2 separate regions of the Homo sapiens genome follow, and region 2 is linked to region 1. Evidence: chromatin loops called from intact Hi-C (ENCODE). Cell type or tissue: GM12878. All regions are shown on one strand. Links, peaks and the distances in the headings refer to the core of each region. The heading gives the core; the rest is flanking DNA.

Region 1 (8,328 bases), core at 235-8,234:
CAGAACTCGATAACAAGAAAAACAAACAGCTCCACACAAAATATGGTCAAAATTCCATAAAGCACAGTATGGGAATGGAAGGGGTTCAATAGCTTTACAGTGGAATAAGCTGACAAACACTCTCTCACCAGGAGATGAAGGTCAACATCAGCAGAGATAAGTCGTGTTGATAGTATGTGACCTTGATGTTATGTGATGAGAATGGCACTTTATCTCTGTGGTCTCCTCCCCAAAACCCGTAACCTCTAGTCTATTTGATACAACCCTCCATCAGAGTTGGGCAGGCATCTGGAAGCTTCAGAGGGAGAAGGAAGTGACACCTACAGATGGCTGTAGGTCTTTTAAAACTCCACCAAAGACAAGAAGAAAATATACTTGAAAAATACATCGGTCGGGCATGGTGGCTCATGCCTGTAATCCCAGCACTTTAGGAGGCTGAGGTGGGTGGATCACCTGAGGTCAGGAGTTCAAGACCAGCTTGGCCAACCTGGTGAAACTCCGTCTCTACTAAAAGTACAAAAATTAGCCAGGCGTGGTAGTGGGTGCCTGTAATCTCATCTACTCGAGAGGCTGGCAGGCAGAGGTTGCAGTGAGCTGAGATCTCACCACTCCACTCCAGCTTGGGTGACAAAAGTGAGACCCAGGAAAGAAAAGAAAGAAGAAAGAAAGAAAGAGAGAGAGGGAGGGAAGGAAGGAAGGAAGGAAGGAAGGAAGGAAGGAAGGAAGGAAGGAAGGAAGGAAGGAAGGAAAGAAAGAAAGAAGGAAGGAAGAAAGAAAGATACATCAAGAAGGGGTTAGCTGAAACATAAAATATTTTTCACCATCACCGCAGCTTACAAGATTCTCATGGCCGGGTGCAGTGGCTCACGCCTGTAATCCAAGCACTTTGGGAGGCCGAGGAGGGCGGATCATGAGGTCAGGAGATTGAGACCATCCTGGCTAACTCAGTGAAACCCCATCTCTACTAAAAATAAAAAAAATTAAAAAATTAGCCGGGCGTGGTGGCAGGCGCCTACAGTCCCAGCTACTCGGGAGGCTGAGGCAGGAGAATCGCTTGAACCTGGGAGGCAGAGGTTGCAGTGAGGGGAGATCATGCCACTGCACTCCAGCCTGGGCAAGAGAGCGAGACTCCGTCTCAAAAACAAACAAACAAACAAAAAATAGATTCTCATCACATAACGTGAAGACTTATCTCTCTTGATGTTGACTGTCCGCCATGACTTATCTCTGTTGATGTTGACCTTCATCTTCTGGGTGAGGAAGTTGGTTAACCTATGAAATTTACTAAAGCATAGTCTCCCAATTTGATCAATCCTATCTAAGAGCAGAAGAGAAGAGCAGCAGTCTTCTTAGAGTCCCATCTATGTCTAAATCCCATGGCAGTCTAAACATATGAAAACCAGGAAAGGCCTTCTAGGAGGCGTGGCCAGGTGTTCCTGGAGGTTGAAAAGGGCTGTGGATTTGCAGGTCCATCTTCATCTGAAGGGTTGCTAGAGAATCTATATTTTGGAGAAATTGTAAAAACTAAGTTCTAGAGATATAGTGAAAAAAAATTAGAAATTCAACTACCAGCTCTATGCAAGACATTTCAGGCTTTTCCACTATTAGTCTTGATTTCTTCTTGTGATTCAAAACCACATTTCTGATGTCTGCAGGCAGCCGACACTGGGACGGCCCACCCTCGTCTCAGGCACGTGTTCCACCCTGGCCTCAAAGTTGGCTCCAGGCCCACCGGCCAGCCACCCCTCCCCTGTGTCATCCCTCTAGGTTCTTGCTCAGGAAAAGCCTGTTATCTCTAAAGCCAGTTCCTCCTCCTTCCTTCTGTTTCCACATTAAGCTCTGGCCTTGATTTCTTTGGAAGGTATTCCCAGATCACCCTCCCTCTGCATTCCCAAGCATCATCAAGGCCACCCCTGCCAGACTGCATGCTTTTAAAGCCTTGCTCTGATAAGCCCCCAATGCTCCTGGCAGACCCCACCTCCTGTGTGCCTGCCATGTCGCTTTCAGGGACCTCTGCTGTGTGCCACCATCAAGTCGAGCATTACGTACGCACAAACCCAGTGTCCACTCTGAATGGCGTCTCCCCAGACTCCCCTCCCGGGCACCCTGTCCAGAAAGCCTGGCATCCTGATTGCTGCCACCTCTGCCCACAGCACGTTTTGGCCCACGTGACTGCTTGCTGATGATGATCCTCCTGTCTGCTCTGTTTTTCCTCCTCCCTGCTCCCCTTATTTAAGCTTCCTAGCCTGCAGGGCCCAGCTTGGATTTCAGCCTAGGCATCTTCCCATTCCTGGAAGCCTAACACAGTTTCACCCAAGCTCAGAATTTGGTAGTAGGGGCCTTTAAATGCCATTCTTTTGACATAAGGTTGTGCTTACATTTCATGATGGACAAGGAAGGGAGATATTTTTATTACCCTGTTTTACAGGAGAGGAAACTGAGGGTCAGAGTGGTTCAGTGACTTGCTCAAGGGGCACCTCAGAAGCTGTGGATTAAGTATTCCAACCCCGATCTCTGAGCTTGTATGCTCATAACTTTTCATCAACCTAGTGTTTGTGCCTACAGTTCCCTGGGGGTCGTAGTAGAAGAAAGAAGCTGGAAGGGAGGCAGGCCACCCTTTGCGCCACGCTCCCAACCTTGCCTGTCTGTTTAATGTTGGCCTTTCATGATGTTGTTTGAACAGAGACAAGCTTAAAAGCTATGGCTGTGGGCCCTGCTACTGAATGATGTGGGGGTCGGGACCACATCTCTCTCCTAATCTCAAAGTGCAAAGCACTGCCCAGAGCACAAAGTGGGTACCACGTACCTGCTCATAGGGTTGTCATTTAAGCTGAAAATTGGGCAGAGAAAGGATGACATTCTCAGGAACTCACACCTAAAAACCTCGTCAGTGATATGTAGTGGTTTTCAACATGCCCCGAACTCCCTGGCTCTCACTCATGAGAGGTGCAGTCTATCTCCCTGCTGCTCCTTGCATCTGGGCTCCATGACTTGTCTACAAATAGAACATGGTGAGGGCGGGGCACCATGCCAATTTCTGAGCAGGTCCAGACTTTAGGAAAGAACAGCTTCCACATCCTGTCTCCTAGATGTGCTCTTGGAGCCCAGTTTCATGCTGAGGGGAAGCCACAGCTCCCACCAATCCCACCACAGAGAGCAGCAGCTTGCTCGCACCATCCTGGAAGTGGATCTGCCCATCCCGTCTAGTGGACACAGCAGGCAAGGGGCTAGCAGGGAGAGCTGTTCAGGCTGAGTCCTGCCCAAGCTGCAGATTCCTGGGCAAAATAACTGATTAATATTGTTTTAAGCCACTAAAGTTTGGGGTGGTTTGTCACATGGCCATAGATCATCAGAGCAGATGTCACTGGCAACAGAACAGAGAAGTGAGAGGAAAGAAAGGCCGGGGAATTTCCAGCTGTGTCGCTCAGCTCGGCTGCCAGACTCATCACCAGGGACTGGGTGGCTTCGACGGCAGGCAGTCACTTCTCACAGTGCAGGAGGCCGGGGGGCCAGGGTGGGTACCAGCAGATCTGGTGTGTGGTGGGGAGTGGCTTCCTAGCTTGGAGACGGCCATCTCCTCCCAATGCCCCTCTGTACCTGTCTATGACCAAATCTCCCCTTCTTACAGGCAGTCCAGCCAGATTGGCTTACAGCCCACTCTAACAGTCTTGTTTTAACTCAGTTACCTCTGCTAAGACCCTATGTCCAAATAGGGTCACATCCTGAGGTGCTGGAGGTTAGGACTTCAGCAGATCCTTTCTGAGAGGGCACTGTTCGGCCTGTACCACTGGGATGGATGAGGAGTGAGAGCAGCTTTTAGCACTCTCATATGAACGCATAAATAGAGCGCCTCCTAATGTGGCAGGTGCCCCTCTAGGGAGGAGATTTACGAGCTCAGCTTGGCTTGTTTTCTAGAGCCACCTCTCTGAGGGCAGAACCTGCAGCTCACACAGGCCTGGGATCTCCATGGACACGAAGGTGCCCAAGACTGTGACCTCCCTGAGAAGAAACAGGCCCTGCCACTTACCCTGTTGGCATTCTGACATCACAAGACAGCTGACCATTTTATTGAGCACTTAATACACAGTACCTGCTGCAGTGGCTTTACATAGATGCCTGTGTAATCCTTGCAGCAACACTGGACAGAGGGATGAGATTTGATGCCCGTTCTGCCAGCAGGGAGACAGGCACAGTAGGATCCTCTGGCTAATGAGGGACAGGGCCAGGCTGCAAGCCCAGAGGCAGTACAGCTTAGAGACCCTGCCCTTAGCAGCCACACGGTGCTGCCCATGGGGCCTGAGAATGTGCATTTCTAACAATGCTGATATTCCTGATCCAGGGACCCCAGTTAGAACCAGTTGTAACCCCCCATTAAAGTCTCCTTTCTCCATTCTCTCACGTTCAGGACGTTGTTCTTAAATGTCACAACAAGGAAAGCAGGGAAAGCGGACTTTAGGTAAGTCAGCCTCTCTCCAACGCAGTGCTCCCAGGCCATGTCTCCTGGTGGCCGGATGGATGGCTTCCGTGGACACAGGAGCACTCATAGTGAATAATGGCCCCGGCAGAGCAGCGGCTTCCTGAGACTGATGATCTCATCAGCCCAGACATGAAGGGCTGCCCCAGCTTTCCAGGAACTGCTCTTTTCTGCTCACATAAAAATAGCCATTTCTCATAAACTATTTAGTGGGGCTCGGATCACATCAGGAACCATTAGTGAAATGGGAGCTTTGTTGTTGGTTAGAGGAAGTAGATGGAAGGGAAGAATCAAAGCCAAAGTCACATTTCCCTCATTATATTTCAGGGAAAGGAGACATATTAGCTCTTGATCAGCCAGTGTGAACTAAGAGCCCAGCTGGGAGCAGAGAGGATGAGCTGAGTGCAGGGCTGTCTTCTGCCCCTAGCTGGCTGGCACCAGGCTGCAGGCGGGGACTGGAGTGCACAGTACTCCATTCCCCATCACCCCATCAGGCTGAGACCAGCCTGTTCTCTGCCTTCCCTCTGAAATTCTACATTGCAAGCAGGTGATTCTCTGCTCAGTTTAGTCTGGCTGTGGTATCGCCAGAACACCAGTGAGTTTCCCATTTCTACATCCTGTCCTACACGGTGTTCTAAAAGCACTCTGAAAAAAAAAAAAAAAAAAAAAAAAAAAAAGCCTGATCCTCAGCATCGGATTTGCAAGGGGAGCTCCCTAGAAGCTCTAGGACTTACAGCATTGTGTGCTTGCAAATTTGGAAGGTTTTTTAGAAATTAAATGTGGACACATAAATTGCATCAACAGGCTGTGTGTGTGTGCATGCACACACCTCTTACGTGGCTTCTTTTGAAAGGGTTTTCAAGCATTCTTTCCAAATGTTAATGCTGCTATGTCCACTACGCCCAGGCCCCAGCATTCAGGTTTAAAAAATGGATTTCCACTGTTTTATTTGCTTATTTAGACAGGCTTTTTTGTTTCACACTCACACTATGCATGAGCGCCTCTTAAATATAAAAATTTAGTCCACCTCAATCTTTCCCTTTTTTTTTTTCAGGCCCCCAGGAAACAATGTTGCTGAGATCATCCAGGACTCAAATCAGGTAAGGGGTAAAAGGACTCTCAACTCTCCATCTAAAATACATCTAAACTTCATTAGGTGATAATATTTGAGGCTTCTTCCAAGAACTTCAAGCTAATCTTAGGTGTCATCAGAGAATGTGGACATCTTTGCTGAGATGTGAAATGTATGCAAGCCCTTAAACCCACAGTGGTTCCTGCCACATGGTACCACGCTGTTCACTAAGTCTGCGGCAGCCTCCCCTGTAAAGCTGGTGCCTGCTATCAGGTGCTGTGGCAGTTCAAGGAGAGGACCAGCCCTTGTGCACCATCACATCCTGATGCATTAACGCAGGTGGTAGTTCTGCCTTTTGATCTCAAGTCCAAGCAGGAAGGAGGCGTGAGGGCCATGCCTCTCAATGGCGGAGAATACTGAGTGTATTCTTTAGGGTCCACCAGAGAAACAGAACCAGTGGGTGTGTAAACACAGGGAAAGAAGAGCTGGGTCACATGAGTAGGAAGGCTGACACTTCCCCAGATCTGCTGTTTTCAAGGTGGAAATCCCTTCAAACTTCCAGACTGAAGTCTGGCAAGCTTGAGACTCAAGAAATTGATGTTCAGTTTGAGTCCGAAGACAGGGGAAGATCCACGTCTCAGATCATGCAGTCAGGTGGATATTCCCTCTTACTCAGCCATTTTGCTCTCTTTAGGATCTCTGTGAGCTGGATGAGGTCTCGTCCTTGGGGAGGCCCCCTGCTTTACTAAGTCCACCAATTCAAATGCCAGTGTCATCCAGAAACACCCTACGCACATGCCCAGAATAATGTTTGGCTAAATATCTGGGTACCCTGTGGCCCAGCCAAGTTGAAACACGAAATTAACCATCATACAAGGTATGTGAGAGGTCACGGGATGCCCCCAGATGCAATGCCCTGGGCAGGGCTGGGGGGTTCACTGGGCGTCTGAGTGGCAGCAGGATCTACAGGTGGTATACACTCTGCTAAGGGAGCAGCTTCACCTGTCAAAGCTCCTGGCCCCAGGCAGTTCCCAGGAGCTGCAGCCATACCGCCATGGTCACCTTACCCCGGCACAGCCACGTGCATTCAAACTTTCCAGACCATTCCCTCAAGACTGCCCTGGAGCTTGTGTGACCAGGTACTGCTCTGAGCTGTGTTTCCACCTGATGTAGCTGTGGTTCAAGGCAGTGTTGGCTCGTGGGGCTCAGCCACACCTTGGAGGTCAGAGGTCAGCTCCACCAGCCACCTGGCCACCTGCCATCCACATGCCAGGGTAGTTGTACCCCCGTAACCCACACGCTCAGCAGCCACTTCTCCAAATGTGCCAGTCTTAATGGAACACAAAACACTGATGGCCTGGATTGGGCTTGGGAGACTTCTCTGTGACTCTGCATAAATGTATTCCAGCCTCTTACAAGATTTGGAAGGCTTGAGGTTCAAAACATTTTCTCCCTAGTTCTTTCTCAGCACTAACTTTTCAGGGCCCTTCCCTACATTTCACCTGGACCCTGAGGAAGTCAGCACCCCAGGCCAAGTGAGGCTTCAACCTCCTGTCCAGTTGTGGAGCAGAATGTACCCCACAAAAGGGACATCCGTATCTGGAAGGTTCCGTGGCTTCCCCGGGCTTGAGAAGCTTCATCTCCAGTGGAGATGGTTGAGAGAGGTAGTGAGGGGCTTCTTTCAGGCTTTGTGTGCAGAGAAAGCCTCTCATCCACCAAGATGAACGTTCAGACGGGTTACACCATCTGCAGCAAGCCTGTTGCAAGAAAGCATCCGTCTGGCTCCTGCAGCGCACATAGCAGTCTGCATAGTGAGCCTGGGTGCAGGTGGGCATGGGGGCTGCGGTGCTGAGCCCAGCCTCCATTCCCCCCTACAGCTGGGCTCCTGGAGGTGGGGGCACCGTCCTCCCGCACAGCAGAGTCACAGGATGTGTGTTTGATTTCTACCCCCTGTTATCTGAAGGGTTTTATGTCTACTTTCTCTGTGGGTGTTTCTTCTCAGCATTAGAGACAAAAAGCAAAAGTAGCCACACCTCATGGCTGGAAAGAGACAGAGATTGTCAAGCCTGGCCCAGGGCTCCCCACCTGGGACTCCACAGGTTCCCCATCCCCGGCCCTCCTCCCCACCCCACCATCTCTTCTTCATTCTACCTTCTCCACCCCCATCCCCTCCTCCTCCCCACCCCAGCTCACCTCCCCTACCTCCCCCTCTCTTTGCTCCCAGCCCTCCTCCCTGGCCCCAATTCCCCTATCCCACCCTGCACCTGGAGAGGAAGGTGGCTCTGTGCCCACACCTCATACCTGGGGAGGGGATCCCTGGCTGTTGCCAGGCCAGCCTTGCCCGCACTCTGGAAAGGGGCAATCCAGCATGTTCTCTGCAGCTGCCTGGACATATCTGCTATCTGTGGTCCATTACCCTGGTGACAGGGCCACCCAGCTTCTGCAGTGACGGCCCCTGACTACCCTCCCACATGAAGCCCTCTTCCCCTGCCAGGGCTGCAGCTCCCTCGAAGCCTAGAACTGTCCATCCCCATGTCTGTACTTCCAGCCCCCAGACCTGAAACCAACCTTGAAGTTCCTCCCCTGCTCAGCTCCTCCTCACTGCTGGCCACCATCCCAGGGGCACCAGCCACTTTCTTGAGGCCAAACCCCTGTGCTGCCACCCCTAACTTCACCTTTTGCTGCTGAGAGGTGCCTCCCCAAAAAAAGGAATGGTCAGGCTCCAGGACAAATTTCCTGGAAGATGGACAAACAAGGGCTCTTTGAAATGTTTTAGGTGGCA
Region 2 (8,328 bases), core at 95-8,094, 110 kb after region 1:
AAGATCGCGCCATTGCACTCCAGCCTGGGCAATAAGAGCGAAGCTCAGTCTCAAAAAAAAAAAAGAAAAAAAAGTAAAACCAAGCTGTGCCCCGACTACCTTGGGCACAAGTTCTCAGGATCTCCTGAGGGCCGTGTCACAGGCCACAGTCACTCATATTTGGCTCAGAATAAATCTCTTCAAATATTTTACAGAGTTGGACTCTTCCTCAACATCATTTTGCGCAAGTCTCTCTAGAGGTAACTAGGGGTCGAACTGCATTTGTTACGTTGATGGAGAATGCCAAATGACCTTTCTCAGTTGGTGCATCATTTTTAACTCCCATTTTAAATATTAGTGGGTAGTGACCAGTGTTTTTGTTTAAACTATTTATACTAAGCAATATATGGGAATGCCTATTTCCCTACACAAGTGTTACCACATTTTTAAAACATTTCTGAAACTTCTGCAAAGTTTGATTTTTTTCATTACTCTTTTTTTTTAAACTTTTTATTGAAGTATATCCTACATACTGAGGCATGCACAAAGTGAACCCATTCACGTAACATTCTTGATTCCTTCCAGACACTGTTTCTCCTAGTCACAGGGCAGGTGTGTGCTCAGCTTTAGTGGAAACTGCCAAACAGCCTCGAGGTTGGCTGCACCAGTGCGTACCCTCCACCAGCAGTGGATGGAGGTTGGCTGCTCCACACCCTCACCAACACTGGCTCTTGTAAGTTTTGGGATTTTTTTCACTTTGGCCAATTTTGTGGCTGTACATGAGGATATCACCTTGTGGTTTTCCCCGGTGACTAATGAAGCTGAACACCTCTTTTTGCTCGTGGACATTTGGATTTCCTTTTCTGGGCAGTGCCAATGCTTCACATTGATTTTTTTTTTGTCTTGTCCTATTGATTTGTAAGAGCTCTTTGTATATTTTGATTAAGAGTTCTTTGTCAGATTTATGTATTGCAAATATCTCCTTCCATTCTGAGGTTACCTTTTAAATCTTGTAATGTTATCCTCGGAGGAACAGAAATGCTTAATCTTAATAGAGTCCTACTTATCAACATTTCTCCTTTTTGAACCTTTTGTGTCCTGATTAAGAAATGTTTGCCTGCTCCAAGGTCATAAAAATATTCTATTTTTCAAAGTCTTGTTGTTTGTGCCTTTTGCATTTAGAACTGCAATTCATTCTGAGTTTGAAAGGAGGTGGGAGTCAGATGAACTATTTTCTATATGGATAGAAAATTTATTCCTCATTTATTGAGGGAAGAAAATGTTCCCTCTGTACTATAGTATCTTTTTTGCATAAATCAAGTATCCATACAAATAACCATACATAACTGTTCCTAGACCCTATATTTGGGAACTAAAAATAAAATTCTAAACCCCTTAATGACTGAACAAACCCCCTCTTGGCCAAGGAGACCCCAGAAACACCTTAAAAACTAAGTTCCATGATGGGACAGGTGGTCAGACATGTCTCATTAAACTCTCTTCCTTTTGGGGTTCTCTTTCTCTAGCAGCTAAACAAGCTCCAGCCTTGAGATAAGCAATATTAAAGCAATTACAACCCATCCAGCTCACCGAGGCTGAGTAACTGAACGCCTGTTCCACCAGCCACAACTACAGCACTGGCTCTGGCTGGTTTACAGAGGCTGTGCACTTGAATCCCTTCATGTCCTGAAAATACCTCTTGACGTATAGGGCCTGACTGTAATACATTTAAATGTTCAGTCTCCACCCCAAGGTAGACATAAGTTGTATGTTACATACATGTGGGTTCAGCACACATGCATCAGGACCACCTCATGAATACTCCTAGCTCCTCCTATAACCTGTTGAAGATGCATGTTTATCCAACCCATTTAGCACAAAGCTGCTGCCCTAATCTCTCCTTCAGAGTGCCTGTCTCTGGCTTTGGCCAAAGGCAAGCTTCCTGGTCTAAGGGATGGCCACGTTGATGGCTGTAACCATCAAGTCTCCTTTTCCAAACTTATAGATTGTGTGATTTTTAAGTTAGCAATGTCTTTTTTTACACTGATCTGTCCATTCGTGTGCAAACATCACACCGTCTTAATTCCTCTAGCTTTCTAACAGATCTTTCCTTCGGACAGAGTGAGTAGTCCAGTTTTATTCTTCTTCCACAAAGAATTTGGGCCTTCGGATTTCCTACATTAACAAAAAACCCTGCTCTTAGCTGGGAGTGGTGGCAGGTGCCTGTGATCCCAGCTACTCAGGAGGCTGAGGCAGGATAATTGCTTGAATCCGGGAGGTGGAGGTTGCAGTGAGCTGAGAGATCGCGACACTGTACTCCAGCCTGGGCCACAGAATGAAACTCTGTCTCAAAAAATAAAAATAAAATTTTAAAAAACCCTGCTCTTTAAAAATTTCAATATAGCTCTTACATATTTCATGTGCTTAAAACTGTTTGTATTCCCTTGTCTGAAAACTTTTATTAATATATTTTAATCCTTTTGAACTATTGGTCTTTTTGTTATTGATTTATAGGAGTTCTTCATAAATTAGGAAAATTAGCTCCTTGTCTACGATATGAGTTGTAAATATTTTCCCACATTTCCATTTGTCTTTAGACTTGGAAATGCGTTGCCCACATTATTTTATTTTTATGTGTGTCAATCTTTTCCAGGTTTTTGTGTCTTTCTTAGAAAGGCCTTCCTCACTCCAAGGTTGTCATTACAACTGTTTAGAAACATGCATTTGTACTGAGAAGAGAGCAGCTGTTTTGCCAGGATGATGGAATGTGGGAAGATCCCTTCTGTTACGTATTTCCTCTAGTATTGCTATCACATATGGGGATACTATTTTAAAATAAATGCCATGGCCAAAGCATGGTGTTGGTGCTTCTGAAATGTTCTAGAACCATGTTACTAGCTATGACACGGACCCCTCCATGCCTTGATGATGACTAGGCCTAAAGACCCTTCACCTACACAGGCCACTCATGGTATTGAGAGGTGCCTTAGCAACAGATAATCATTATTATACCTTTTCTTAAATTTGACAAAGTAAGGGATTTGAACTGCAGTGGGTTCAGTCTGCCAGCAGTTCACATTCTAACCCCTCCTAGAGGTGGGGGTGGGGGGGAATGTAAATTGTGTTGTAATTCTGTGTTCTTTCTCATAGCAGGCACTCCAGCATCAGTCCCATAAAACCTGGACTTACTACAGTATCTACCTAGGAAGCACCAAATAGCATCTTGCACTGATACCACGCTCTTAGAAGAGTCCAGCTGCTGGACGCAACCTGCAGAGGGACCGTAGAGAAGATAAGGCTGGAGTGGGAAAGGAAGAAGAGGGAGTGAGGGTTTGGAACGGGATGGTGCTGGAGGCAATTAGGTAATAACTTACCTGAGGACAACTTGAACCCAGAGCACTGTCTTTCAGAAGTCTACCAGGTCAGCCCAAATCCAAAATGACTCCTGTAGCAGGCAGCACAATCAGAGAATGGAAATTAGCAGAAAATGGGGCCAATTCTGTCTCAACACCTGGATCAATTTGATCTGAGTGGTCAATCTGGGGAGAAGCCCTTACTGGCCTCCACTGCCTGGGGGGCAAGCTGGACTTCCAAACTGGCTCATGCAGATGGAGGTGTCCTCAGCCACAGGGCATCAGCAGCCAGGCCTGGATGCCCCCATACGGAGCAGCCCTGAGCTCACCCACGCCAGGCACTGGGGACTCAGACTGCCCTGGGGACTGCAGAGTCAAGCTCCCCTATCCACCCCCAGCCCCACATGGTCCCTCACAGGCCGTCAGGGACTCTCCCAACCTTTGTGTAGCAACGTTATCAGGGGTTTTCCAAGAAAGGCTCCTTCAGCCTTGCCTGGGGAAATTACAGAGCGGTGGGTGGGAGGTGGAGGGGGGGCCACCGCCAAACAGTTTTGCGTGTTCTGCTACAAGCGTCTCACCGCTTCCTGCTTTTCTCAGCATTACAGAAAACGCCTCTCTAATTTTGGCCGTGGCTCCAACAGTAACTCAGAAAGAAGGCAAGACACTGGACAAGTAGCTGCAGCGCTCTTAGAGGTGTGCACGCCATTTACAAATTTCTATTTAAAAAGAATTTGCATGTGAATGAGGTTCAGGACAGACACAAATCGACCTTAAAATATTTGAGGGCCACTAGCTCAGGGCTCCAAGCCACCAGGCTGATAGAAATACTCAGCCCCCTCCATCCCTGGAGGTTCCTAATGAAACTCAAGAATTCTAGGTCTTTCTTGCTCCTTTTCAAGTGATGTGAAAAGCCTCACAACATTGGAGAGAGTCCCTAAGGCTAGCAAATGTGAATGTCAGTGTAAACTGCAGGTGTTAAGTTTATCTTAGTTTATCTTGTATCATCTGCAAGCCTGGTTTCTAAAGGTCACTTCTCTGACAAAGGAGGTGAGTCTTTGTTTTCTAACCAGAGACATTCAATGAATTCTTTTTTAAGTTTTCTTGCCCATTTAACATGCAAATGCTACAGAATAATTGTGCCACATTGTAAATTGTGATGTAGGGGCAAGAAGCAGGGATTATTTCTGGATCAAGGGATTGTTGCAGTCTCACTAAGAGGTGCCACATGGATCAACACACACCCCCATCCCTGTATTTTGTTTATTTTATTTTATTTTATTTTATTATTTTTAAATTTAATTTTATATTTTTGAGACAGGGTCTTGTTCTGTCACCCAGGCTGAAGTGCAGTGCTATGATTTCGGCTCACTGCGACCTCCACCTCCCAGGTGCAAGTGATTCTCGTGTCCCAGCCTCCCAAGTAGCTGGGATTACAGGCACGTGCTACCACACCTGGTTAGTTTTTGTGTTTTTAGTAGAGATGAGGTTTCACCATGTTGCCCAGGCTGGTCTCGAATGCCTGAGCTCAAGCTATCCTCCGGCCTCGGCCTCCCAAAGTGCTGGGATTACAGGCATGAGCCATTGTGCCCGGCCCCTGTATTTTGTTTCTTTAAGAGACAAGAAAGAGCTAGAGGTGGACACTCAGACCTTACATGGCAATTCTCCTGGCCTCACGTGTGCAAATCACCAGACAGAACTCTCTGGAGAGGGATGTGGGCGCACCAGGGCCCTTCCAGCTAATAAAGAAAGCCAAAAATAAGACACGTGAACAAACACACTAGAGAAAACAGTGCAATGTGAAGACACCTCAGCTGCAACTGAAGAAGGTAATGTATGTCCATGGGAGGACAGAGAAGGGCAGCAGCTGAACGTCCCCTGGAAAGGTCTGTGGAGTAGGTGAGGCTGGAGTGGGATTGGGAGAAAGGGAGTGAGGGTTGAAGGTTTGGAAATGGTCAGCCCTGGAGGGAATTGGGTAGCAAGACGAACTGAACCCAAAGCATTGAATGTGCCAGAGAAAGAGGAAGACTGAGTGAATTCAAATCAGGCAAAGTGAGCACATCAAAGCGAAAAGAGGTGACTCTGAACACAGCTCGAGTCCCAGGGTCACCGTCCTACTGGGACTGGATTGTCACTGAGAGAGGAGAGAAAGTGTGGACTTGGGACTATGACCCTTGGCTTCCATCAGGAGTGAGCATTTGAAGCAATCGATGCCTCTAATGGAGATGGTAGCCACGAAGTTGGTGACATGTTCTGCGTCAGACTAGGAGAGCCTGGCGGGCAGGCCTGAGAAATTCAAGCTGGTAAGTCACCAGGCAGACGTTCTAAGAATCCAGGGCCTGTCGCTGGAACGAATTGGAAATCTCTCACGAGACCCACATGCAAAGGTTGACCTCCTCTTTTACCAAACTGGAAAATGTGCCTTGCTCCTATAAATGCTTTAGCGGGAGACATCACTGACCTTTTTCATTCAGCCAATCAAGAGTTCATGTACACAGGGACATTTTTGCCAAGCACTGCTGAAGCCACACATACATATGGCCCCTAACAGTACAGAGTTTGTCATTAAGAGATGAAAATCAGTGCCAACGGAAGTTAGAAAACAAGGAGAGACTTTCCCTACTCAAATTTACATCCAGGATTACAAAGTTGGCTTTTGTCTCTATCAAGAGGAGCATCCATGGAGACTAGAACCCTGCTATTCAAAGTGTGGCTTGTAAACCAACAACCTCTCCCAGGAGCTGGGTAGCAAGCCAAACCCTCAGACCCCACCCCAGACCTGCTGTGTCAGAGTCCTCATTCTTGCCAGCTCCCCAAAAGACTATAGCATCCCCATTTAATCCTAAACATAATCGACCCTGAGCGATATCCAAGCTCCCCCTGCCTGGGAAGAGAGCAGGAATCAAATAGGGGGTTTTAATCCCGGTCTATACCCCTCCTGAGTCCCTGATAGCGTGGCACGAGCAGCCCAGCCTTGCCCGTCCCCAGGAGCCTCCACAGAGCCTCTGAGCTGGGCAGCCACTGACCAAGGCTGTGTCCATCAACTGTCCCAGGGTTCTTCCCAACAATGGGCTCAGTTAAAAACCCTGAAGTCAAGGGAGCTGCCCTGGGCTGAGGTCCTTGGACTGCCATGGGCTCTCTGCCCATACCCGCTCACTGTCCCTCTCCTCACTGTGGAGGCCAGCAGCTGCCCAGGCCCACCCGCGTCTGAGTCGGCCATGGGCTTGGATGGGACTGGGGTCACTTGCTGCAGCTCAGCACTCTAGTTCTGCCTTTGGCGTGGGGAAGTAAAGCAGTTACTAATGTAAAATGATGGCTCATCTGGGCTGTGAAGGGCAGGTGGTCGCAGGCAGCTGTGTGAGTTACCCTTGTGTATGCAGTGCCATTGCTGCCTATGTTCCGGACACAGAGGAGAGAAGGAGCTCATCAGTCATTCCATGGTGACCCAGTCCCCTGTGATAGGAATCCCACAGCAGCAGGCACAGCTAACGCCCCACCCTCAGGGTGCAGAACACTGCTCCTGATGCCCTGTGGAATTTGACAAAGGCACCTTAAAATAAAATGTGTCATCTCAAAAGAATTTTCTCCCAAATTTGGGACCATAGGCCCTGGCTCTCAATCTCCAAAGAGTCTGAAGATTCAGACTAGCCTCTTTGATTTTCTTCCCTTTTTGAAACAATAGAATCCAGATTGGCATAACCCCTTAAACCAGCCACGATTTTTGATCAGAGTTTTAAAATACACTCAATTATTCTAAAAAGTACCAAACATAAAAATTTTTCAGTCTTCAAAGTCCAGTTAAACTTCACTCACCTGACTCTTTAGAATGTGAGCCATCAGTGTGCATGGCAGGGTGAGAATCTTTTACAGCTTCTCCTGCCTACATTCTGGAAATGCAGCTATGCTAAGCAAACACTGCAATGGGCCTCTGCATGGGCATGGACTCAGGTCCTGAATGCTGCAATCCGTGAAGATCTGTGCTGTAAGCAGGGAGAGACCATGACAAGCTTGATTAGGGTGGGTCTGTGGGTACCAAGTTCTTCCTTTATAGTCTCCCCGAAGTCACCACTCCTGCAAATGAGTTCAGGGATACCTGGGAGCTGCGTCCACACCAAATAATCCCAACAAGACTGCTAGTCCTCCCACAACAGAAACATTTCTCAGAACATATGGGTCAGTATGCACAGTAGCCACTGTTTATCAGATGCTTAGAGCAGGTCAGTCATTGTTCCGGACTGTCATTGACAGAAGTCGTTTTCAAAGCACCACCCAGGAACATGTAAAAATGCAAATTCCAGGCCCCATCCCAGACCTGCTGAATCAGGATCTCCTGGGTTGAGACCCAGCAATCTGAGTTTTAAGAAACCTCTGAATGGTTGTGGTTCTTGCTAAAGTTTAAAGACCACCAGCCTTCATCATCCCATTTCTGTGATTCAAGGGTGATTTATTGCAGAGCACAGAAAAGCGGGAGATCCGAAAAGTCAAAAAGCTCAGTGCAACGGTATGAGTCAGGGCTCTCCAGAGGAAAATAGCCAGCAAAGTGTGTATAGAGAGAGAAAGTCTAGGGGACTTTGCTCACATGAATACAGAGACTGGCAAGTTCCAAACTCTGGATGGTGGGCCACAGGCTGGAGCCCCAGGAGAGCTGACACTGCAGGCATCTGAAGGCTGTCTGCTGATGGTGCAGAGAAGTCCAAAGGCAACTCTCTCCTCCCAGGCAAGATCAGCCTTTTGCTCTATTCAGGTCTTCAATGAACTGATGAGGCCCACCCATATTAGGGAGGACAATCTGCTTTCCTCACAGTTCATTGATTTAAAGTTAGCTTCACAGAAACACCCAGGAGAATGTTTGACCAAATATCTTGGCACCCCATGACCCAGCCAAGTTGGCACATACAATCCACCATCACACAGGTCCACATACCCGGCCAGTGGGGAAGCCAGGATGGCAAGCCAGCCCAGCCTGGTAGCCTAGCAGCTGCTGCCAGTGACACTACCA

The links. A loop is a pair of places that touch in the nucleus more often than their neighbours do. Peaks named below come from ENCODE experiments on the same cell type or tissue, not always from the same donor. Only the 100,000 strongest peaks of a DNase experiment are listed, where the experiment ranks them.
Region 2: it touches region 1 in a loop (2.2-fold over the local background); 2 of 110 quality-filtered maps call a loop at or near these places.

The regions. Positions count from the first base shown.
Region 1 is chr9:89,811,166-89,819,493 of GRCh38, reverse strand. It overlaps LOC101927823 (a long non-coding RNA gene), which reads right to left and starts at 1,651. Exons shown (of 2, transcript NR_188443.1): 1 at 1,570-1,651. RefSeq lists enhancers at 3,283-3,382, 3,433-3,542. In GM12878, for the core only: no CTCF peak of the experiment used is centred there; a DNase peak (open chromatin) is centred at 3,423; H3K27ac peaks cover 2,084 bases; H3K27me3 peaks cover 152 bases.
Region 2 is chr9:89,697,014-89,705,341 of GRCh38, reverse strand. It overlaps LINC03062 (long intergenic non-protein coding RNA 3062), which reads right to left. Exons shown (of 6, transcript NR_024280.1): 4 at 7,143-7,309; 5 at 3,354-3,424. LOC105376140 (a long non-coding RNA gene) reads left to right here and starts at 876. Exons shown (of 3, transcript XR_001746827.2): 1 at 876-3,400; 2 at 3,930-4,025. RefSeq lists enhancers at 3,684-4,003, 2,820-4,019, 5,995-6,494, 6,495-6,996. In GM12878, for the core only: no CTCF peak of the experiment used is centred there; a DNase peak (open chromatin) is centred at 3,911; H3K4me3 peaks cover 2,223 bases; H3K27ac peaks cover 2,316 bases.